Linked DNA regions of Mus musculus: region 1 is linked to region 2. The links are chromatin loops, found by intact Hi-C in ENCODE. Cell type or tissue: gastrocnemius. All regions are shown on one strand. Links, peaks and the distances in the headings refer to the core of each region. The heading gives the core; the rest is flanking DNA.

Region 1 (11,818 bases), core at 2,156-10,155, 73 kb before region 2:
ATGATTTATTTAATCCCCATGCAAGGGATTTAAACTCTTAAAAGAATACATAGAGGAGGGGAGATGAAGGAGCTTCGCCTTCCCTCTGAGAACCAAGAACCTAGAAACTACAACAGGAAGGCAGCCATCTATTGTCTGTCAGTAAAATCAGACCAGCTGCCTGGTGATGATGAAAGACTAGATTGGCCCTGTGTTCTTAGGTGCAGCCATGTAAATGGCTTTGGGAGCAGAGGGTGTACTGCAAGACTGGTCCAGCTGTGCCATCCATCCAGTAGTGAATAGATACTCCAGGAGCAGAGCTTGGAACTTGCTGTTGTTTTAAAGACAGCTGGGCATCCATAAAGGCAGTATGTATGAGGCTAGGGGTTTCGCTTAACTGAGTGTGTTTGACTATCATACAAAAGGCCCAGCCTCATTTTAACCAGTGATGTTATGGTACACACCTGAATCTCTAGCACTCAAGAAGTGGAGGTAAATGGATCAAAAATTTAGGGTCAGTCTGGCTACACAGCAAGGCTGAGGCCGTTCTTGGATACATGAAACCCTCTCTCGAATAATGCTTATATTTCTTTATTTCATATTACACACCTAAGTGTGTTTACTGAGTGTGTGTGAGTGTGTGTGTATATATACTGCACTTACAAGCCGAGTGTGTGCAGTACTGAAGGAATCCAGAAGAGGGCGTTGGATCCCCTGGAACTGGAGTCATAGATGATTGTGCATTATCATGTGGTTGCTAGGAACTAAACCCAGGTCCTCTCCAAGAGCATCAAGTGCTCTTAACCTCTAACCCACCTCTCCAGCTCCTAAAATATTTTTTTTATGAAGAAACAAAAAGATCTTTTGTGTATATAGACTCATGATCATTGACATGACTAAAAAAACCAGGATTGAACATGGTTAGTTACTACAGTGTCACTCTTAATAGCTATTAAAAGCATCTCCGTGGGGCTGATTTGATTAATCCCTGGACAAGGGACTTAAAACCTTAAAGGAAGACAGAGAGGGGGAGTTGAAGAAGCCGGGCTTTCCCTCCGTGATGGAAATCGAGGACCTGCTCCTACAAGTTGTTCTCTGGCTTTCCAGGTACAATGTGCTCTGCGCCGCCACTCCACACACAGGTACATAAATGTAAACGGTAAAATATATTAACTACAAAAAGTATCTCCATTGGTAAATAGCTTGCATGTAAGCATGAGGCCCTGAGTCCAAGCCCTCCAGGAATCCATATAGAAAAATCCAGGCACCTTGGCCCTTGCTTATAATTGTAGTGTTGGGAGGTGGAAATGGTTAGACCCCCTGAGGCTCACTAGCCAGTTAGCCTAGCATGTTTAGTTATCTACTTACTGTTGGTAATATGTATGTGAAGTGGTAGCACAGATGGTTATCACCAACTTGTCCAATGGCAGATCAGAGTGCAGGCTGCTAAGCTACTTGCCTGGAGTTAACATTCGTATCTTAGAGACAGCTGCTGCCAAGCCTGACGGCCTGAGTTAGATCTGAGGCACCTGCAAGATGGAAGTTGAGGACCTGCTCCTACAAGTTCATCTCTGATCGTCCAGATACACGGTGGTCTGCACCTCCCCTCCACACACAAATCCACAACTGTAAAATATAAAACTAATTAATTATAATCTTTACATCTTCAGTTTAAAACATGGGGTGTAGACTGGGGATGGCTTAATGGGCAAAGCACCTGTTGCCCAAGTGTAAAAACTGGAATTTGGATCACCACAAGCTACATAAAGCTATCTACAGTATCACAAATATGTAATCCCAGTGCTCCTACCGTGAGATGGGAGGCAGAGGTATCATCTCCAGACACTTGAGGGCCAGCTAGCCTGGTGGATGCAGCAAAGAACAAGACACCCTTTCTCAAACAAACTTAAAAATGAATTCTAACCCCTGAAGGTCTCCTGATCTTCCAACACGTGCCATGAATGGATGTGCCCTCGCTCATAGACACACATACACACACCCCACACATGGAAACACACACACACACACACACACACACACACACACACACACTATAGAGCTTTCTAGAAGCCAAAAATGTTAAGATACAGTTTTCATTTCCACAGTGGTCTAGGGGAAATAGATAGGACTGAGGCTGTGGACCTCCCCATTAGTCTCAGAAGCTCAAGGACCCAGAGTGTTCGATACAACCCAGAATGTAATCATTTGCTGGTAATAACCCAGGTCTTGTTCTGCCTCATGGATCCCACTCCAGAGCCGCATCCCATGGACAGAGCCACCTCTTGCTTGCTATTGGCGTGTTGTGATGTGATGGCTACACACCACTGGGAAACACTTTCATTTTTTTCCCCTTTGCAACTCAATTATGAGGCTGAAGGGCAAACATAGATTTTTTCCACAGGAAGCTGACTCCTCTGGCTCTCTTGATGGGTAGATTCCTGCATCACCTCTGCCATGAAGGGTCAGCTGCTTTTTCAGAGACAAAAGCACCTGGACTGAAATAAAGAAGGGAAAATAAATAAATAATAAGAGCGCATTCCAGGTCGGTTCACGGAAAAGCGGGAGGCATGGTGAATCTTGGCCTTTCACCTCTGCCTGGCCAGGAGGTGCTAGGACTCTAACCAGAAGCTGGAACTCCACGTGGTGGCAAGAACTCTGAGTTAAGGCCCAGAAATCCAAGTCAGGGTTCTATTGCCCAACTTGATTGACCACCCTCACTCTTACCCTCTATTCCTCTCTCTGTCTCATGAAGAAAAGTGGCCTGGCTTCACCCAGACATCCTGATGTAGGATTAGGGATGAGCCATACAGTAAGTCCCGCTCCCCCAGCACACATGCATTGGTACCATGTGGAGAAAGAGAGGGTTACATACGTGACAGCAGACTCTGGACGATGAGCCTGCCTTGAGATGAGTGGTACGGGAAGACCTTTCCCTCTCTTTCCCAAGGAGGTTCACCATGCAGGAATAACAGTCCAGACAGACACACAAAGCTGCAAGGACAACACAACACCTACCTGGATGTATGGCTGGGATGTGGGGGAGTATGCAACCTTTCTCTGAAGCCCTGGGTTATTTGTCTATTGTAACCTTGGATCTCTCTGGGGAGAATAATAATAATAATAATAATAATAATAATAATAATATATATATATATATATATATATATATATATATATATATCACGGAGATAGCTCAGTTGGTAAGATGCTTGCCAGACAAACATGAAGTCCTGATTCCAAGCCTGAGAACCCAGGCCCTTGGTTTGTGGAGGCTTGAGATCCCAGCTTAGAGCAGTGAGCTGGGCATGGAGGGTTGAGGGATGGGAGAGCACCATCATCAAGGCGATGGGGAAGGGAGATAGGATGGAGGGTTTATGGAGGGGGAAGCAGGAAGGGGGCAACATTTGAAATGTCAATCAATAAAATAATCAATAAAAAAATAAAAGTAAAACAAACAAACAAGAAGCCAATAGTCATGGTGTGTGCGCCTGTAACCCTGGGAAATTGGAGACTTAAGGACAATGGAGCTCACTGGCCAGCAAGAGTAGCTTACTTTACAAGTTCCACATCAGTGAGAGATCCTGCCTTCCAAAAGAGGTGGATTGCACTGAGGAACAACATCCAAGATTCTTCTCGGTCTTCCACAGGCATCTACATACATGTCTACCCATATGCATCCACACACCCCTGCACACCAACATACCTATACTCCTACACGAACACGAACACACACACACACACACACACACACACACACACACACACACACCACTAGAAATAAAAATACAAAAAAATAGATTTTAAAAGAAATATTGTAAAATAATTCCCATCATCAGTACACCAGGCAGCATACTGGGTCTAATTGCCCCAGTTCTTGCTTGGCATCTGGCACAGTTTCTGGTTGGCAGAACCAAGCCTGCTCTGTGGGTAATAAGCTCGGTGCTCAGCCTGCGTTCCTGGGGGCAGTGCCGAGGGGAGAGGCCACTATGGAAATGAATATTGAATCCAAAGTGTTATAGCTGAAACCTCTGGAGAAAATTACTCCTGAAGGATGCGGGACACCAGTACAGTTGAAGAGAGGGATGGCTTTCCTGGCTTTCCCCATTTACTGTAGCTTCCCAAGGCCTATTTTTAGCAGCAATAATAGTGCCGCCTACCCCTGCACTCATTTTCCACCGATTTTAAAATTTGGTATTATCCTTATCTAGTCTCTCCAGAGGTATCTTCTCTCTCTCCATCATTAGTACTGCTGGGACTGGGGTGGATAATAGGATATTTTCTAAGAGAAAGGCATACTCAGTAATTGTATTCAGATTTAATTAGTATTGTGTTGTTGTTGTTGTTTTTCTGTGAGTTTATTCTGAGCCCAGAGAAAACATGTTCTCATGAAGGTAATATCTGAACAAGATCTCTAGATAGCCCACAACCCAACTCCCCCACACAGTCCAATGAACCTGCGTACAAAACTGAGCAGGCTTTAGAGCTGTCCCCGAGTCAGGACTAGACTTCCCCAAGGCAGACCGGAGGGAGACTCTCCTGAGAAGACATACGTGAGTTATGGAAGGAGCCCCAGGAAATACACGTAGTTATGCATGTCGGGGAGGAGGTAGGAGCTCAAGCAACTGGGCAGAGAGCAGGCAAAGGTTCAAGGTTAGAATCACGTACTCCAGAATGAAGGAGTCAGGGGAATGACTCCTGCAAGGGCCACCATATTAACTGCTGGGATGCAGTGTGGTTTCTGTCCACAGCGCTGGTCACTCAAGGTGCTGGCTCTTGAGTCCTAAACACACTGCTATAAACGGCAGTAGCTTTACAAGAACCTCTACACAAAATGGTGGGTTTGCCAACTGAAGTGCGATGTTATATGTACTGTGTGCAGTCGTGTCTTTTGGCTACCAGAAATGCTAAGTATCTAGAAAGGACACTCAAAACACCCATCTCTTATCCTCCACCCTCATTCTAGGCAGAGATGGCTTTGTTACAAACTTGACCCCCTGCAGTTTATAAGGAACCTTAAGCCCACACTTTAAGAAGAGGTTTCCATGTACGGGCATCTCTAAAGAGTTAACATATTAGCCCAGAGTGTTGGAGGACTGCAGAAGTGTCTCAGTTAGGAAACTGCTTGCCTCGAGAAGGCCTGAGGACCTGAGTCCACTCCGTAGAACAAGCTGGGTGTTTCAGCACATGTTTCTTTATGATCCTGGGAGTGGAGAGGAGGTGGACATTGGTGGATCTCTAGGGCTTGTTAGTCAACCAGCCAAGCCCAGTTGGTTAGCCCCAGATTATCGAGAGACTTGTTTCAATAAACAAGATGAAGAACTATTGTTAGAGACACCAGACATCAACCTCTGACCTTTACAGACATATATGTGTGTGTGTGTGTGTGTGTGTGTGTGTGCGCGCGCGCACGCGCGCGCACATCGAGACACACACAGAGACACATGCAAATAAATAATAAAATAAAATCTTGTTGCACAATCAAAATATTAATTCTGTTTAACCAAAGTGAAAGCTTGTGATACCCCTGCCTGTGGGAGCTGCTGAGATAGCTACCTGTCAAGCATCTGATCCTGCCAGTGCTTTCTGCTACACTTGCTGGCTATGCTGCATTCAGTCATTTGTTGTCTCTGAGATGGTCTAGTTATTCCTGACACTATCAAGGGAATAACCCGAGAGCACGAAGTGGTGAAAAAGAGACTGCAGACACAAAGTCGGGGTGGGTTACAGGGGTTTCCCAATGATAGTCATGGCCACCTCCCTGCCAGCTGGATTTCCCATGCAGATGTTTGTGTTGAGAATTTTGACATGGGCAGCACCGTCCCCAGACCCTGTTTGAAAAGTCACACCTTCAAAAAAGATCCGCGAACATGCATTTGGTTGTTGGCGCTTTGTGTTAATTACATCTGAATAGAGAGTCGGTGATAATTCACCAGACCAGTCCCTGGTAGTTAATTTTGTTCTATCCAGGGGAAAATTCTGCTGGGTCTATGAGCAGCTACGGTGCAATTAGACAGCGAGAAGGGTTTTGTCCGTTGCTATTGATTAGTATTTACTTTAAAAAGAGTAAAAGCTATTCCCTTGTGCTGCCACGGCCTAATCTGTCAAAAAGTAAAGGGCTACAAGTTTCAGAGACACATAGCAAGCATGTTCATATGTTATGAAGCCCCCCCAAAAGAGTCCAGTAAGGAAAAAAAAAAAAAAACCTCCCCAACTGATTTTAATGATGCTCAAATAAAAGGCAGAAACCACAGCCAAGATCTCATTAAAAGAAGTCTTTTTGTAGATTTGCTTATTTATTTATGAAACACCTCTGAAATATTTATAAGTGCTTCCCTGATATTTGTCTGGAAATTCATGTTACGGTTTCTTTAGTGGAAGGGGGTGCAGGAAATAGAAGGGAGACTGTGGGTTGGAAGAAAAAGGGAAATTTTATACCTTTTCCCCCAGTAGCCGGAAATGGGTGTGGGAGGTTATACCAAGATGTCACTAGGGGGTGCCCCAAGAACCAGGCAGCCGCAAACTTGCTCAGCACAGGTGACCCAACTTGCCTGGGCCTCTTCAGCAGAAGCGAGAGCCAGCCATCACCCGTGCTCTGTTTAATTTTCCTGACAGAACCGGGGCAGATCCAGGCGCACGGCGGCCTCCGTGGCTTCCTTCTCTTTTAGAGCTATTTATTAATTGAAATAATAGTTACGCTCCCCCTCGCCCCAGACCCACTTTCATCTGTTTAGCAGCCGCTTCCCACGAAACACAAAGGAGTGCAGCGATGACACGCGTGTCTTAATTAACTGTTGGATACCTTTATAGAGCAGCTGTCATAGTTCTTGGCACTTGAAAGAAAGCTCAGTGGTCCCTGCTTGGAAAACATTAAAAAAAAATCGGAAACAACACATATGTATCGGAGAAAGCTGATCTAATGAGCTGTCTGGTGCGTCTTAAGAATTGTATTTCTTTATAAGACGTATTTTTGCTTTTCTTAATTATGTGTGTGTGAGAGAGGCATTGGGTCCCCTGGAATTGGTAGTTGCAGGTGGTTGTGAGCCACCATGTGGATGCTGGGAATCAAACTCAGGTCCTCTGCAAGAGTAGCAAGTGCTTTAAACCACTGAGCCATTTCTTCAGCCCCAGCATTTCCCCCCTCAAAATCGAGGTACTTAGCATCCACCTAGCGGTACAAACTAGGGACCAGTGTTGGGGGGAAGTTCCCTGTATCACCAGGATGAAACTTAGAAGGGAAAGACTTCTACCAAAATCCAGTATATACCTGGGAAGGATAAGGGTATACATGATTTAGCCTTTGGCTTGTTACATCACATTACTGCAGATTCATCATGTCTGTCCTTTAAAGAAGGCATTGGGGCTCTGTGACTACCTGGCTGATTCCTCATGTAAAACACAAGTGTGGCCCTTCACTCATACCCAGGGTCAAAAACAGGCAAGGGCTCAGTACAATTATTAGTGAACTTGCATTGTGTTTAGGCAAATAAACTACTTCATAGATAACTGTATACACACTCAGAATAAACTCCCACACGCTGGCCAAGCCAGTGGGACAGCAGGACATTTTTCCAACAGGGCTTTGCACAGGACATTTTAACTCATTAGGAGATATTGTATTTCTCATTGCCACCTCATTTAAGTGTCTTTTACACTGAGAACTTTTAAGGATCGATCTTCTCCTATTTTGCATAATTCTAAACTCATGGTCCCTGGGAGGGTAACCACCCTTGTAATAACCATTGTGTTTCTGTTTATTCCAAATAATGTATGCCCTCCTCTGTGCCTTTGCATGGGGATGGTCTGATGAATTCGGCATTTGCCTCTTGGAAAAGGAGTTGGGGAGAATAACTCTGGACAATCAGTCTCCTGTTTCTGGGTACATTGCCCCCCTTGAGGTCAGAGTCAGCCTTGTTTTCTCTTTGGACCCTTCAGAACAAGTAAAATAAACATGAGGCCTTGGATAGATGCCTGCTGAATGTTTGTGAACTTGATTTTACTGAAATGCTCCCTCCACTGGATAAATTGAGGAAGAAAGATTGAGACAGTATCCCCTCCACACAGAGGAAGACATCCACTCCAGCACTGCTTAGGCTCATTGCGCTTTCTCTCCAAGGTCCATTCATTCTCTCTCTCTCTCTCTCTCTCTCTCTCTCTCTCTCTCACACACACACACATCTCCAACCTTATTTTTTTAGATTAATTTTTTTCAATTAGGATATATATGAAACTTGAGCCAAGAGTTGAAGCACACATGTGCCCTGAGTCAAAGCCTTCCACAGGCTGCCGTAGAAGCAAAGGAAAGGGGTTAGGGAATGTGGATCCTGTGGTAAAGTGCTTGCCTCCCATGCGTGAATCCCTGGATTTACTTGTCAGGACTGCATAAGCCAGGTGTGGTGGGTGACTCATGTCTTACCTGTGATTCCAGCACTTGGGAGGTCGAAGCAGGAGGATCAGAAGTTCAAGGTCTGTCTCAGATAAACAGCAAGTTCAAGGCCAGCGTGCACTGCATGAAATCCTATGTGGAAAAAAAAAAAACCAGAGGAGTTAAAAAAAATGAGAGAGGGGGAGAGAAGAAAGAGGAGGAGGAAGATAAAGGAGAGGAAGAGAAAATATGAAATCTTCTGTTCGGAGGTGATAGCCACTTCTTAACCCCAAATTCATTGACATCACCCATCCATGGTGGGAATATTTGCATACTTGGGACACAGAAATGACAGAGACTTTAAGTCAAGCCCCTTTCTTCTCAGGTAATCATTAAGTGTTAACTAACATAACTTTCCTTTCTCTTTCTCTCTCTGTCATAATTACTACTGACCACCAGCATGGCAGGATCTAGCATCACCATGGAAACAAGCTTCTAGACATTTCTATGAGGGAGTTTCTAGATGAGGTTAACTGAGGTGGGTGGGGCAGTGCCATTCTAAGGGCTTATCTATCCGACACTGAATAAGGACAAAGTGAGCCGAGCCCTAGTATTCCTCTGTGTTCACTGACTGCGGCTGTGGTGTGACCAGCTGCAGCTGCTGTCCTGCATTCCCCACCATGGTGGACTGTACCTTTGAACTTGGAGTCAAACAGACCCTTCCTTTTTTAGGTTCCTCTTGCCAGATATTTTGTCAGAGCAGTGAGAAAAGCAGCCCTGCCCCAGTTCCTCTTCTAGAACAAGGCTAACACTTTCTTTTCACCGTATGATACCTAGAAAATGACCCAGGATGGAGTTTTAGTGAGAAAAGGTGAAGCCTGTTCTTAGTAAAGGACAGAGAAGCCTGGCGCTTCTCTCTGCCTGCAGCTAAGTTCAGAACAGCAGACTTAGGGTCGGAGGCTCGGGTGTTGTACTATCCCCACGTGTAAAGGAGATTCCCTTCCGTGTCTGAAATAAGAGTACAAGAAGCTGAGCACAGCACAGAACCACCTGATAAGCATACAGCTATGCTGAGGTGACCTTTGCTAATCTTAAAACTGACGTGAGCAAGGACTTGTCAGAATCTCCAAAAGTCTGACCTTATCTGACTATATGACACTGTTAAGATGACTGGAGTGTGTGTGTGTGTGTGTGTGTGTGTGTGTGTGTGTGTGTGTGTGTGTGTGATATTTATAGTGCTTTGTGTTGATAAATCAATGGGTCAAGTGCTTACTATGCAAGCATAAAGACTTAAGTTTTAATGATCCCCAGCACCCATAGAAAAACCTGGGAGTAACAGTGTGTGTGTGTGTGTGTGTGTGTATGTGTGTGTGTGCGTATGTGTGTAAAACCTCAGCTCCAGGGGATCACTGAAGCTCACTGGCCATCCAGCCTAGCCAAATCAACAAGCTCCACGTGAGAGACCTGGTCTCGAAAAATAAGATGGAGATCTACTAAGGGCGATGCTAAGTGTCAGGCTCTGACATCCACGCTTCATGAGCGCATGCAGGTGCACAACAGGCATTCAAAACTCTCACACACACTTAAAAAAAATAAAAATATTTAAGGCATATTATAAACGAAAAATTATGGAAAGAATGAGTTCAAATGGCGTGCCCGAAAGTTGCTGTGATTCAGGGTTACGTCTGGGGTAGTCTCATTCATATTTCTCAAACAGTGGCATAGGAGAGTCTGACTCATTCTTGTTGATTAGTCTCCTGGTTCCCAGGCAATGAGCCCCTGTGTCTTACTGCATACTCAGAGGGGTGCCAGGAAATATTTAAACAGTGGAGGAAAACAGTGATTTGTGACATCTGTCAGACTCATGTGAACGCCTTGTTCAAGGAGCTCACAGTTCCACTACTGGAGTCCTCTACATTTAATGATGTCACAACAGTGCAAAACTGGGGTTTTGGGCAATCACTATAATGTCAAGTGTGACATCAAGAAAATCAGTATGGAATAGGAATTGAGGGTGTGGGTTTCCAATGTGATGGCAAGGTCTAAAAAGTTGTGTGGTACCCACCAGTCACATGTGTCTCACTAGAAGGTACTTGTGACTATTTAACAATAAATTGGAAGAGGAATTTCCTTTAGTTTAAATATGTCATTTTTCAAAAACCTATTAAATTGGGGGATATAAACAGTATTTTAATAAATAAAATAAATGTTTCTTTAGGATGTGTAGGTTGTAAAAACAGACAGACAAACAAACAAGAAAAACAACTGAATCATGAAGAATATCATGAATCAAAAAATCTTTTTTTAAGTTTCCCAGTAAGACAAGAAAATCAGTGTTCACTGTGGAATAAAAAGCATGAAGCAGTGTTTTGTATGTGTATCCCACTTAGGCGTGGTTTTTGTGTCAAACATGCAGTGGGCATACATGGATACATGAGGTTTTTCTGACCTAAGGGAAGAAGACAGGAATAATTTTACCATGTAGCAGATACCATGGCCATATCCTTTACATGTTTATTTCTATCAATATCTACTAAAAAAGGAGAAAACCTGTGTGGAAGTGTACATGTTTCCTGTGTGGAGTGTTGGGGGTCATATCATACGTCTGTAGTCAGTGACTCCATCTGACTCACGCAGATTAAGCCTCAGTTAGCAGCACACTGGGCCATTCTGACAGCAGTATTAAAATAGCCAGCCATGTGGCTTCAACATAAATCTAGAAGGTGTCATTCGCTGATGCTTGTGACAATCATGTGTCTTATAGACTCCTCCTTTTCCTTATCTGCCTGTGTTAACCATTTTGTGGCTGGTCTTCATAGACTTGTTAGCAGATGTGTGTGTGTGTGTGTGTGTGTGTGTGTGTGTGTGTGTGTGTGTGTATGTGTGTGTGTGTTATGAACACCTATGTGCAGTTGTATGTTCCTATGTGCACCTGTGCAGAAGCCAGATGAGATGTCTATCATTCCTGGTCTATCACTCTCTGCCTTATTCCTTGAGACAGGGTTCCCTGGCTGCATCTGAAGCTAGACTGGAGGGAGTCCTATGAGCCTCAGCCATCCTTTTGTCTTCATCCTTTTGTCTTCATCATCTGCAGCACTGGGATTATAGGTGTATGTGTGTGTGTGTGTGCACGCACGCCCATGACTGGTTTTCTGTGTGGGGACTGGGATTCAAACCCATGTCCTTATGCTTGTGCAACAAGAACTCTTCTGCATCTACTGAGAAGTCTCCTCACACCCACAGTAGACACTGTAATACTTTATCTCCCCTTGATGGTATAACAATATCACCCCACTTTAAAACATTCTACTTGTCTAATTAGAAATGGCCTTTTTAAACTTGAACTTTGTAGCTTGTACCCAAAGTTAAAATATGACACATAAAGTTCGTTGTACTGTGGCTGTGAGGATGTGTGCTCTTCAGGACCCTCATTAGTAATGAGAGCCATCTAGACAAGGTGCTTTTCATTCACACCAA
Region 2 (11,818 bases), core at 2,313-10,312:
TCTCTCTCTCTCTCTCTCTCTCTCTCTCTCACACACACACACACACACACACACACACACACACACACACACACACTCACCAGTGTGAAGCTCTAGAATATAGGGACAGAGGAACATTCTGTGAATGCCTTGGGGCTTTGCAGTCACTCAAATTACCAGTGACTCTAATTAACTTCCCAGGATTCTGGAACAGTCTTTATCTGCATTGTAAAAAAGGAATGTATCCCTCAGGGAACATGTCAGGCTGAGACCTTCCTGGGTGAGTTTTCTAGAATAGTAGAGGCATGGTGATATGGCAGCTGGGAAATAGCAGATTAAACAGAAATCTCCAGTCTTTGGTGCTATACTCTTTTTAGGAGACCTAGAAAGTGCCAGATTCCACTTTTCAGTTGAATAGACCTTGTGTGTGTGTGTGTGTGTGTGTGTGTGTGTGTGTGTGTGTGTGCACGCGCGCACACGTGTGCAGTTACTAATATCATTGTAATATAGTGTGCCAAGCTCTGTCCCAAAACTGAATGGACTTTAGTTCTACCATGAATTAAACCAGTAATGAGTACTTTCATCTCTGATTCAGACATTATCTACTAGATTTGATAGCTACTGACCACTCAAGACTCCTTTGCTTAGGATGAAATACTTACACTCTCTGGACCTCAGGATTCTCTTTGATCCATTGTTCATCACAATAGCTCCATATAGTGAGGTCTGTATGGCTCGCGTGCTAAGGACTTCACATGAGGGAACTCCTATGTCTACAGCAAACTTAATGCAGATGGCCTGAAACTTAGGTTAAGGGACTTAACTAAAGTCAAAGAGCATTGACTAATTCCAGAGCAGAGAATTAAAGCACGTCTTTGCACCAGTGTAGTTTGGGCTCTATGCCACTAAGGCCCATCCTGGCTTTCATATTGTAGCACTCCAGGGCCTTGAAGACTCATATAAAGATAGCTTGAGGGGGGGAATGGCAAGGTAGGTTGGTGGGTAAAGTCACCTACTACCAAACCAGATGACTTTGTGTGGTCCCATGGGACCCATGGGGTGGAAGGAAAGAACCAGAGACTCCTACAAGTCAGAGTGTACAAGCTTCACATGCACACAGTCACACCGAGACACACTTCATAAAGAAGTATAAAAACAATGATGATAGACGCTCCCAAACCTGCTTAAGCAGAAAAGGTTGCTGGAGTAAAAAGGGGTAGAAAGGATGAGAGTCGCCACACTGCCGAAAACACGGAAGAAACATGAGCAAAGCTTCTGAAAGCAAAATGCCATCGTCAGTGGCTCAGAGCTCATCACCCAACTATGTCAAGGTACTAGGAAGCTAAGTGCAGCCTCTCTTTCCAGACTGCACTGAGCCATCACTGTCCCTTCTCTCGGGATGGCATCGCGATGGCCATTCAGCCAATGGCTTCACACAGCAGACAGAGCCACCCAGTAAGGGTCTTCAAAGCTGCTGCATGGGAAGTCACCTCACCTTTGCAACTTTTCTACTCTATGCAGGTGTCAGCCACAGCTAGAGGAGCTGTGACTTTCACTTTAGCCAAGATGCTCCGTGGATACACACGCACGCTGGCACCCACAGTGTGCTCACTCAGAGATAGGGTGTCTTGGTTTCCTCTGCTTACACAACTGAAGCTGCCTGGGGACACTTTTATTTAGATGGCTCATCGGCCACAAACTGTTTCGTTACGTGTTGCCTGGCTCCCTTCACTTCCTGCACATTCTCTTGAGCAGATAGTTCATCTCCTTATCTCAGAGAACTATTTCCCCAAGTGTAGCCCTGGAGTTAGGAGTGTTGATACCATCGAGGCTGGTAAGCATGAAACCACCCTTTTGGTAATTGTTGGAGTGGTGCTTTTTTTCATGTTTGCTTCATGAAGAGATGATGTGGTTAGATTTGAGTGGGGCCTTGCTGAGGGTGTCATCTGTGCCTGGGGTTACCCACATCGTCACGTGGTTCACTTCTTTGTGCAGCACGATGATCTTATCTTATGGGTTGCACCTCTGCATGACACTCCAAGCTCCTTCTAGCTTTTGTGTGTGCATGCCCATGCAAATGTGGGCACTGGGCCTGTGTGGGGGGCTTACTCAAAGCAGCTGCTCACCGGTGGGTGCTTTAGTCATTAATGTATAATGGGAACTGGTCAATTGGGGGCCTCTCCAGCTGTGCTTAGAAAGTCAGGTTTACCTGACTTTTTCTCTTGAAATTTGCCTGAATTAGATATAGTTTTTCTAAGTTTCGAACGTGGTAATTCCTTTGTTCTCTCTCTATTCTGGGAACTGACCACTCAGAGTGCAAAGGTGAATACAACAGAGCAAATATCCTTAGGAGACTCTCAATATAGTAACACACACACACACACACACACACACACACACACACACACACACACACACTGGGAGGAGTGGGAAAGAAAGGTGGGAAGGGAGGGAGGAGAGATGACAAATATCTAGAATCTAATTCAGGAAGGGCCAAGGAGATACCAGGATCTGTGGGAAGACAGACTAGGACCAGAAGAGACCCTGTGAGGAGCAAGAGGCATATCAAGCCCATCTTCAAAGTCAAGAACAAGCTCACCACTTCAAAAATAGAGAAAATGTTCCCAGAAAAGGCCAGAAGAAAAGAAGCATATGAAGGCGGAACTATTTGGCTTGTTTGTATGTCCCAAATAGAGCAGCAGGCCCAGCAGCAGGCTGCACAAAGCTCACTGGCTCCTCTGGCATGGAAATTTGTGTATTTTCCTGAGGTGTGTGCTTTAAAAATTAATCCAAAGCTTAATTTGTGAGTTCATCAGAAACTCCAGAACATCCGAAGGAGATTTGGGGGAACTTTGTTCAGCCTGGCCACTGTTCCATGGTTCTGACATGTCTTTCCCTTCACGCAGCATTCAAACCTGCGAATTCTCCACCCCACGGTGTTAATCATAAATGTATCCTTGACCTCTACCCGCTGGGGAAAAAGCAAAACAAAACAAAAATACACACGTGGACAGGGTGACAGGGCCCCTCTCAAATCCCTTGAGAGACTCACAGACTCTTGACAAGGACATCTGTGGTAGAACATGGGTGGGAATGGCTGAAGCTGCAAGGTTGTGAAGGGAAAATAATTCTCTGCTTGGAGACATAGGACTACGGTCCTGACCAACCAGTCATCTCATCCATGGGGACATAAGTCTTTCTATCCTCTCATTTCCTCACATAGGGTGAGGTCCTGATGTGATGGTTAGCATCTCTGCTACTTTATCTGCATCACCCTTGCCTCTTTCATGCATGTGCACCAGGGTGAATGAGAATAAAATAAACACCTCACCTTAACATAAGAATACTGCAATTTTTGTTAAATGTGCTTTGAACAAGGTTGAAAAAAATCCTGAGGCAGTCGAATGAGCACAGTCCTTTCCCTGTCTCCTTGCAACTTAGACACAAGGAGCAGGGAGAAGAAATCAGGACCGATCTCTGAGCTGAGTTGTTCTTGGGTTTGGACATTTGGTGATCTCAACCTAGGAATGGAATTTCACGTGGGGTGCAGATAGATGAAGGGGTACATAGAGCTGGAGCTGTCACAGGAAGTGGTCGTGGACCAATGTCTCAAATGAGCAGCCAACTCAGAGGCATCCTCCTCCCAGCAAGTGCAGGGCCCACTGTTCCTGCCAGTCCTTAGGAAGAGCCCCAGCTGTGTCTTCTTTGTTCACTCCATTTCTAGCTGGGGCAGAAGGAGGGGGGCTGGATTGTCTCCTGTCCTACTTTGCTTTCTGTTGCGGTGATGAATGTCCTGACAGAAAGCAGCTGAGGGGAGAAGGGAGGGGCTTCTTTGACTTGTAGTTCCAGGTACCAGTGCACTAGTATGAGGAAATCAAGACAGGAGCTTAGAGCATCCCAGCACATCATCTCAGTCAAGCACGGAGAAAGGAGTCTACCCATGCCTCGTGCCCACTGCTGTACTCTGCCTCTTTTCTTTATCTTACACAGCTCAGGACCTAGCCTAAGGTACTGCTGAGTTCAGGGAGGGATTGTCCACCGCACTTAGCAATCAACCTCAGCCTCCACAGGCATGCCCACAGGCTAACCTGACCTGGACAATCGTCAATGGAGGTTCCCTTCTACAGTGCTATAAGTTCCGTCAAGTTGGCAGTAAGGACAGAGCAACATGCTGTCTACTATGTTCTGAGGTTTCCTAGGGCATCATCTTTCACACTGGCCAACAAGGTGGGTTTTGGAGGGGAGGCTATTCATAGCCACCCAGGCTGGATAGAAAAAGCAAGGAAGACGGCTAGTGGGTAGTGCTTTTGATGATGTGAGATCTCAGCTTCCCACTGTCTACAACTGGCTGTGTACTTCCGTAGTCACTCCCTCTCTGCAGGCCTCACTGCCCTGCCTGTGAAGTACAATTAGCCTAAACTCCCAGGACTTCTATGAAAAGCAACACCCAACCCTCCCGACCCCCTGTCATCCTAACCTGGTGTGGAGCCAGCAGTCTGTAAATAGTAGCCTCCAAGGTATCTTCTTATGTTTAATGTCTAGGAAAGTAAGTTACAGTGGAAATATAGGAGTTCCTGTCTGCCAAGCCAGACATTTGGACTTTTCTCCTCCAGCTGTAGATATTCCAGAAGGGAATGGGACCAAAGAAATTGGTGTTTGGGGAAACTGTCACCTGTCATCACTTGGAGAAACGTTGGCATAAAGATGGAATGTTGGCAAAGGAGCTGGGTCAGTGTCCAAGGCCAGTAGACTCAGGACCTGGGGAGACAGTGGAAGGAACAGGATGAAGAAAACAGACTAGTGAGGAATAAGAAGGGGGCTCCTGAGCAGTGGTTGGCTGCTCGGCTTGGCCACCACAAAGGAGGAAGGAGGAACCAAATCTGTGCTCTGGAGGCATGGCAATGGTGACATTGCCCCAGGCTGATGAAGTGTGAGGGAGAGGCAGGGCAGCACTGAATAACTCTGCTAGCTCTTGGATCTCATGTCTAAGTTGCTACTTGGTACCTTCCCTGGCTTTTCTTCCAAAGGAATGTTAGTGTTAGCTTTACCCCTGTGGTGGTATGGTAGATGTTTTATACTTTCCTTCTAAGTAGAAAAGGGCTAAGCAGGGTTAATCTAAAAATGAGTCTAGAAAATGACCTAATGGAGGAGGTTATGTTAGTCTAAAGTCCATTCATAGTTTTGGGATTAGGTCCATCCTTTGCAATCCACTCCCTTCCTAATGGAAGTCTCTCCAGAAGAGACTAGAGTTGAGTTCTTTTTTTTTTTCTTTTTAAATCCCAAAATACTTTAGAGTATTTTTCAGAGATGTTTTTAATTTTCTTTGTAATGTCAAAAGGCAAGGCAAGTGTTTCCTTCTTCAGAACCAAAACCACCTCAGAGAAAGGAGAGAGGAGAGAGGGGAGAGGGGAGAGGGGAGGGAGGAGAGGGGAGAGGGGAGAGGGGAGAGGGGAGAACACAGCACCTCACCAAGGCAAAGCCAGATAACCCACAGTTGGCTGGAGGCAGCTGTGGCTGCCACAGATCCAGCTTGTAGTCTTGATTCCTCAAGGCTTCTGAACTTGGGAGGTGGGTAAAGGCTCCATGTATCCACCTAATGTGCTCTGAGGGTCTTATGGTCACCTTGGAAGATGAGAAGTTTAAGTTGGGTCAGCTGTAGAGTGAGACTAGGGAGAGACCCAGGAGTGCAGGGCAAAGCTCCTTCTCTTGCTTGCTGTTGAACATGCTGCTGAAGCGGTACTTCACAATGCCTTGTTTCTTTGTAGGAAGCCAGCATCTCAGTTACTCCCATAGATGTCTGAGACTCAGAGGTTTTTGGCATCAAGACAACAATGATGAGATACTGACTTGTTCAGTTGGGCCCTGCCTGACTTCAAAGCAAATGGAGACAATGAAGACTACACCCCCAGCCAGCTATCTCGAGGGGCACACTATCACTTTTGGTTAACAGGGAAGCCAAGGGCAAGGCCACAGGCCAGGATGAGACATGACATGGGATGGACACATCTCTCTGTTTGTAGCAAGCATCCATGGAAGGACCAGAAGGAGGCGCTGATTCTCTTGGCTTTTGTTTCCCATGGGTTGAACTTGCAGTATCTGCTGCCAAGCCTACCTTGGTGTGTACAAGGAGGGGTGAGACTGGCAGCGTGTATGGCGTATTGATTGATATATGTGCATCCATTTGGCATGGTAATTGCCGGGGCCCCGCCTAGGAAGGAGCTTGTGTTTGCCAAACCCCATCTCGTTTCTGGAATCACCTTAATAATAGCCTGCTATTTTTTTTCTTAGTCAGTTTTTTCTGATGATGACAAATTGATAGCTATGAATATGGGCTAGGAAAGTATCAGGAATGAATTTTAGGGACAGGCACTGATAGGAAAATAGAAACAAGGGGAAAGAGCCTTTACTGATCTTCCAGAGAACCCAAGTTAGGTTCTCAGCACACATATTGGCTGGCCACAGCCACGTATAAGTTCAGCACCTGGAGTCTGATGCCCTCTTCTGGCCTCTGTGAGCACCTACACTCAGATTCACATACCCACACACAGACCACATACATATACAGAAAATAAAATACCAAAAAAACAAAAAGGCAAAACAAAAATGCTAAGATCTGCTTCTGTGACTGCTCTGTCCTGGTCTCCATCTAGAGAGCAAAGTCGGGGAAAGTTGAGGCTAGTGGTATCCTTTGAGGTCAAGGCTCAGACTTTGTGTGTGAGCATGTGGACAGAGAACCACTAATGGATTTTTCCATAAGAAAGGCTAGATTGGATTCACATTTCAGAACCATCACTCGCTACAGTGATCCTGAAATGGGCAGCTGTTGCCTTAGCTGAGGCACATAGAGGCTGACCCAGGGTGGCTTGGGTAGAAAGGCTAGAGTTGGTAGAACCGATGGGGAAATCATTAGCACATGAATCTTGGATAACTCCATGACCAATAAACACAAACCATGTTCATGTCATATCAAGACAGCCTGAGGAGAGATCTTCCCCCCACCAGATTTCCTGCTTAGATGAAATGGGGGTTGTCTTGAGCTGAGGTGAAGAGTCAGGAGCAGGTAGCGTATGCAATAGGGTTATGAGTTTGACTCTAAAGCTGGTATATCTGGAGTCCTCGCTGGACTTGTGTGAAGAAGTCTTCAGGGAGATCTTAGAGAATGAGGCCAGAACCAGAGGAGAGCTTTGCCCTGGAGACTGTGCCTAGTGCCGCAGAAAGCAGGACTGTGGGAGTCCAGGCTGTTGATCCAGGCAGCCAGTGTGGGCATCACTTTAGGGCCGGGAAGAGGAGACCATGGCACAAAGAATGACCAGGGAGGTTAGTACAGCCAGGGTCACATTCAGATCTCTTCTCATTCTGTGGTAGGGACGTGAGAGCCCACGGTGATGTTCCTCTTCTCTTGCTCCATGCTGGAAGTACTATGTTTCAGTGGGAACCATTCAGTGATCCTCCAAGCCCTGCTGGTGTTCTGGACAGGGACACCCATTTCCCATGGGTGGCATTTACACCAGTGTGTGCTGGCTAAAAGGAACATTGAAATTGTAGATGATATTTTCAGTTGGATATCATGTCTTTGGAGAAAACAAACAAGTATCTCGGCTGTGGCCATTGAAGATAACTATGAAAAACAGGCCTATCGCTTCTCATCCTCACAGTCCCATCCCTGGCCATCTTCAAAGAGAGCAGCGAGGGAGGAAGTAAGCAGTTGGTATCTCATTCTTGGTGTTGCTTTTTGACCCTCATAGAACCTGAATCTTTCTGGTAAATATAGGCTAGGAAGGATAGAGTCACTGACAAAGTATGCTGGGAAGGCTAGGCTGAGTGACCGAAGATCTACCTCCCTGCCTCTGCTTCCCTAGCCTTGGAATTACAAGTGCAGTGTGGATTTTGGAAATCAGGCTCAGATCTTCTTCCACGAATGGTAAGCACTTTACAGACTGATGCATCTCTCTAGCCCTTGAAATTTTGAAAGGAAAGATGTTTTCATGTCTTTTCCCAGCCTTTAAAGGGGATTCTAATAACCCAGACTGGCCACCTACGAGGCTGGATCTGAGGGTGGTTCAGTCACGGTGACTGAACAATGTAATGTGGTTTCAGAGCGTGCAGATAAGCTTCTGAGGTGTTTGCAGTGGGAACTGGGAGACCCAGCTTCACCATCCCTGCTCATCAGTCTCGAGCAGCTATAAAAGGGGCATCAGTAACCTGAAATATCTGGTTGTCATGACTGTTAACATGTATGTAACATGCATGTAACAATGGTGTTGCCATGTAAAGCGGGTAGAGCCCATGTTGTAGGTACCAAAAGACCTCATAGTCTGGTCTCTCTGAAGACCTGGAGGTCTCTTGGAACACCGGTGATGATCTTCTAGGTTCTGTCTTTGAAACTTTCTCTGGCCCACGTGGTTTTCACTCACCCTAACTAACACCAAAGAAGATTATACGATTGACTGATAGAATACCAGCAACCTAGAGAGCTACTGCAGCAGGCCCAGGGCTATACTTTCCGTTTTTATTAAAATTCTTATTAACTTGTAGCCCAAGAGCTTTTAAGCCAAGCCTAATCTCCTTTAGGGCCCCTAAATTTGATCAGAGCAATTTGTGTGCAGGATTCTGGTCCCCCTCTGTGAGGATACTGTGGAACCAAGAGCCAGCTGATGTTATTCTGAAGTTACCTCAGGTCCTCAGCCCCTCTGGTGTGGTTTCCCTTCAGGATACTGTTTCCATCCTGTCTGTGGAGACAGTTGACTTCCACAATTATACCTCCATTCCCTAGGTTGGAAACTTTTTTTGGAAACTCTAACTTTCTGAAAATATTAAGTTCCAAGCTTTTCTACCTCAAGGATGGTGAGCATATTGGCTGCTGTTCCTGAGGAGGGGGGAGAATTCTATCAGTGAAATCGTACGCTTGTAAGGGTTCAGGGGGAGGCAGCAAGGAAGAGGGACCCAAAACATGAGGTGTTGCTCAGAGCATCGCCAGGGGGCAGCTATGTCAAAACACTATGCTGCTGTTTGCCCTAGGCAATGAAAAGATGGCCTTTCTCTGTGTCTGGGTGTTACTCTGTAGACTGGGCTCTTGCCTGAATCATACACCTGCCCCCCCCCCCAGCCCCCATGCCTTTGTTCTGAAAATGGTGCCTTCCCAAGGGCCTCAGGAAAGGGCTCGCATGCATCCTTCCATTGATAGGTGGTCTTAAGCTGAATGTCATCACCTTGGTAATCTGCTAAAAAAAAATCTAGAGCTCCTGAAAATAACAAGTCTCCTTGCAGTTTGCTGAGTAGAGGCCATTTCTTTCCTGACATAAAACACAGGTAGAGCCTTTGTGATTTCTAGTCCTGTTCCGGAAGAGACCAGGTACATGCAGAGTTGACACTAAGAAGGGTGGTGGCACTGTGCTTTAGGACTGGCCATGCATGTCTAGCACAATGGACAAATCTGATGGCCATACAGTAATTACTACCCTAGATCTTACGGTGACAGATCCTCTCTAACTTGTACCTAATTTGCATTTTGGAGATGCCCAGACAGCACCAAACTCATTGCAATTTCTTCATATTGGGTGGGGGCGTTGTATTGTCTTTTCTTGTTTATGTATTCTGCAGAATCATGAAGCTATCCCTGGCACAGTAGTGAACAAGCTAGGTGTATGTGGTGAGAGGTTAGAAAAAAATGTATGTTCCACGAAACCATTATCCTGGCTGTGGTGTTTAATGGCCCATGGCTTCTTTCATGGCATCTTACTATCACAGAATTCCAAAGGAGATATTGTCATCACTCCAGTTTATAAAGGAGGACACTGATGTTCAATGCCACCCAAGTAGCCTATGTTAGAACTTGGACTTGAATATGGACTATTTAGGTCTTACACCATATTCTCTCAACCATTCTGCCTCCCTCCCTGGATATTACAGTCTTCCCAGAGATTCGAGACTCAGGCACATGATGGGTCACACACATACAAATGTGTGCACACACACACACACACACTTGTAATAAAATATCAAATGTATACTCATGTCATCAGAATTTAGAAGGGGTCAAATTTATGATAATTAAAAAAGTAAAAAAGGTAGTGCTTGGTGGGTTTGGCACCTCAAGAGAAATTGTAGACCTATATAGCTAGAGGATAGACCTATATATCTAGAGGATAGACCTATATATAGCTAGAGGATAGACCTATATATAGCTAGAGGATAGATCTATATATAGCTAGAGGAAAGACCTATAGCTAGAGGAGAACAAAGAGAAAGACTCAGCCGTCTACAGTCAAGAAATAGAAAGACAAAGTCAGAATGGAACAGAAGGATGAAGGGCAGGGAACAGGGCAGACAGGTGAGAGGGAGGATCTAGGTAAGGATATGAACTTGAATCCGATTTCCCCACTTAATGCAACCTGGTCGATGGATGATGACTTTCGGTAGATTTCTACCCCCATAAAGATCAAAATTATGAGAACTCTCCCCTCTCCTGTACTCTTGTCTTCAGTAGAGAGATAAATGAATGAAATTAGATATATTAGGGTCCAGCTATCTCAGGATATACTGGAAACTTTAACAGCTAGTCACTTAAGCAAAACAGCAGTTAACAGACAATCATAAGTTTGAGCTGCTATGATAGCCATGCTGTGTGGGCAGGATGTGGTTCCAGCTCCCTTCTGTCATTCCTGGTCTTTACCCTCATGTATTCAAGATGGCTCATGTTCCAGGAACTAGACTAAAGAAAGAGGAAAGTAAAGAGATAGGAAAACAACATCCCATTTTTGCTCAGAACTAGGGGAATTTCCAATGTGTGAAACTTTCAATGGAAAAATCAGGAAAGTCTCTCACACACCAAATGAGTTAGGAATCAACTTTCACCTGAGTTCTAGGTGAACTGAACAATCATATATCCTATTTGTTATAACTTACTCATAGGGTCACATGTAGCTGCAAGAGAGGCTGGAAGATATAAATATATAATATGATATTTAATTTTGGCATGTGCCCACCTAAAGTCATTCTATGGAACAAAACATATTAGGCCATAACTGTTTTTTTAATAATATTCAAATCTTTGGTGAAAGAGAACATCTTTTACCATTTATGTCAGGCATAGAAGCTCTTCAAATACATTCCCAAAAGACGGGCTATGTGCATTTTCTACTACTATACTAGATGCAAGGTCTCTCTTTTCCTAGTAGGCACATCTGAGAGTATTATTTGTTTCACACAGCCTTGAATACTGTTAGTTTCATTTTGAAAAGTATCAAATAGTACAGGGATGTCTTGCGACACCCCAACTGTTGATTGCAACATACCATTATGGCCAGACATGGAAATGCAGATGTGCGTTAGCAGATTGCCAGATAGCTTTGAGTTCAAGAGTTATGTAGCTTCATCTAGAGGCTGGAGTGTCTCTCTCCCTAAATACCAAATAAGGAAGAGATAAATCTCCAGATCAGGAATTCTATATTTAAATATAGATGTGTTTGACTGTGGGCTCTAGAAAACTCCACTATAGAAAACTCGAGTAGCTGGGCCAATCTTGCCCTAATTTAACTAGCTCGTGAGAATTCCAGAAATCATTTGTAGGGGAAAATCTGCTTTGTGTCCTGGTCCCTGGAGATGTAATGTCAACAGTCCAGCTGGCGTTATCAGAAGGGATGAACTAATGGACACTGGAGGAGGCATAAGGGCATCTAGCCCTGCCCTGTAGACACGCCATTGAGCTGTGGTCCATGCTGGGGTGGCGTCTCCATACAAAACACCCCAAATCAGATAGACCACATCTACCTTGTGGATGTTCTAGTTTAAGGACAAAGATCAGATCAGGGCAGGATGAGACCCAGGAGGAGAATTGAAT

What was found. Peaks named below come from ENCODE experiments on the same cell type or tissue, not always from the same donor. Only the 100,000 strongest peaks of a DNase experiment are listed, where the experiment ranks them.
Region 1: it touches region 2 in a loop (2.3-fold over the local background); 3 of 42 quality-filtered maps call a loop at or near these places.

What each region holds. Positions count from the first base shown.
Region 1 is chr9:68,960,198-68,972,015 of GRCm38, forward strand. The region is part of intron 1 of Rora (RAR-related orphan receptor alpha); the gene reads left to right. Among named protein-coding and RNA genes, the nearest start is that of Gm31262, 140 kb to the left of the region's middle. In gastrocnemius, for the core only: a CTCF peak has its summit at 6,456 (motif pointing right); DNase peaks (open chromatin) are centred at 3,889 and 6,533; H3K27ac peaks cover 473 bases.
Region 2 is chr9:69,032,836-69,044,653 of GRCm38, forward strand. All of the region lies in intron 1 of Rora (RAR-related orphan receptor alpha), which reads left to right. Among named protein-coding and RNA genes, the nearest start is that of Gm31262, 220 kb to the left of the region's middle. In gastrocnemius, for the core only: a CTCF peak has its summit at 6,470 (motif pointing left); no DNase peak of the experiment used is centred there; H3K27ac peaks cover 2,419 bases.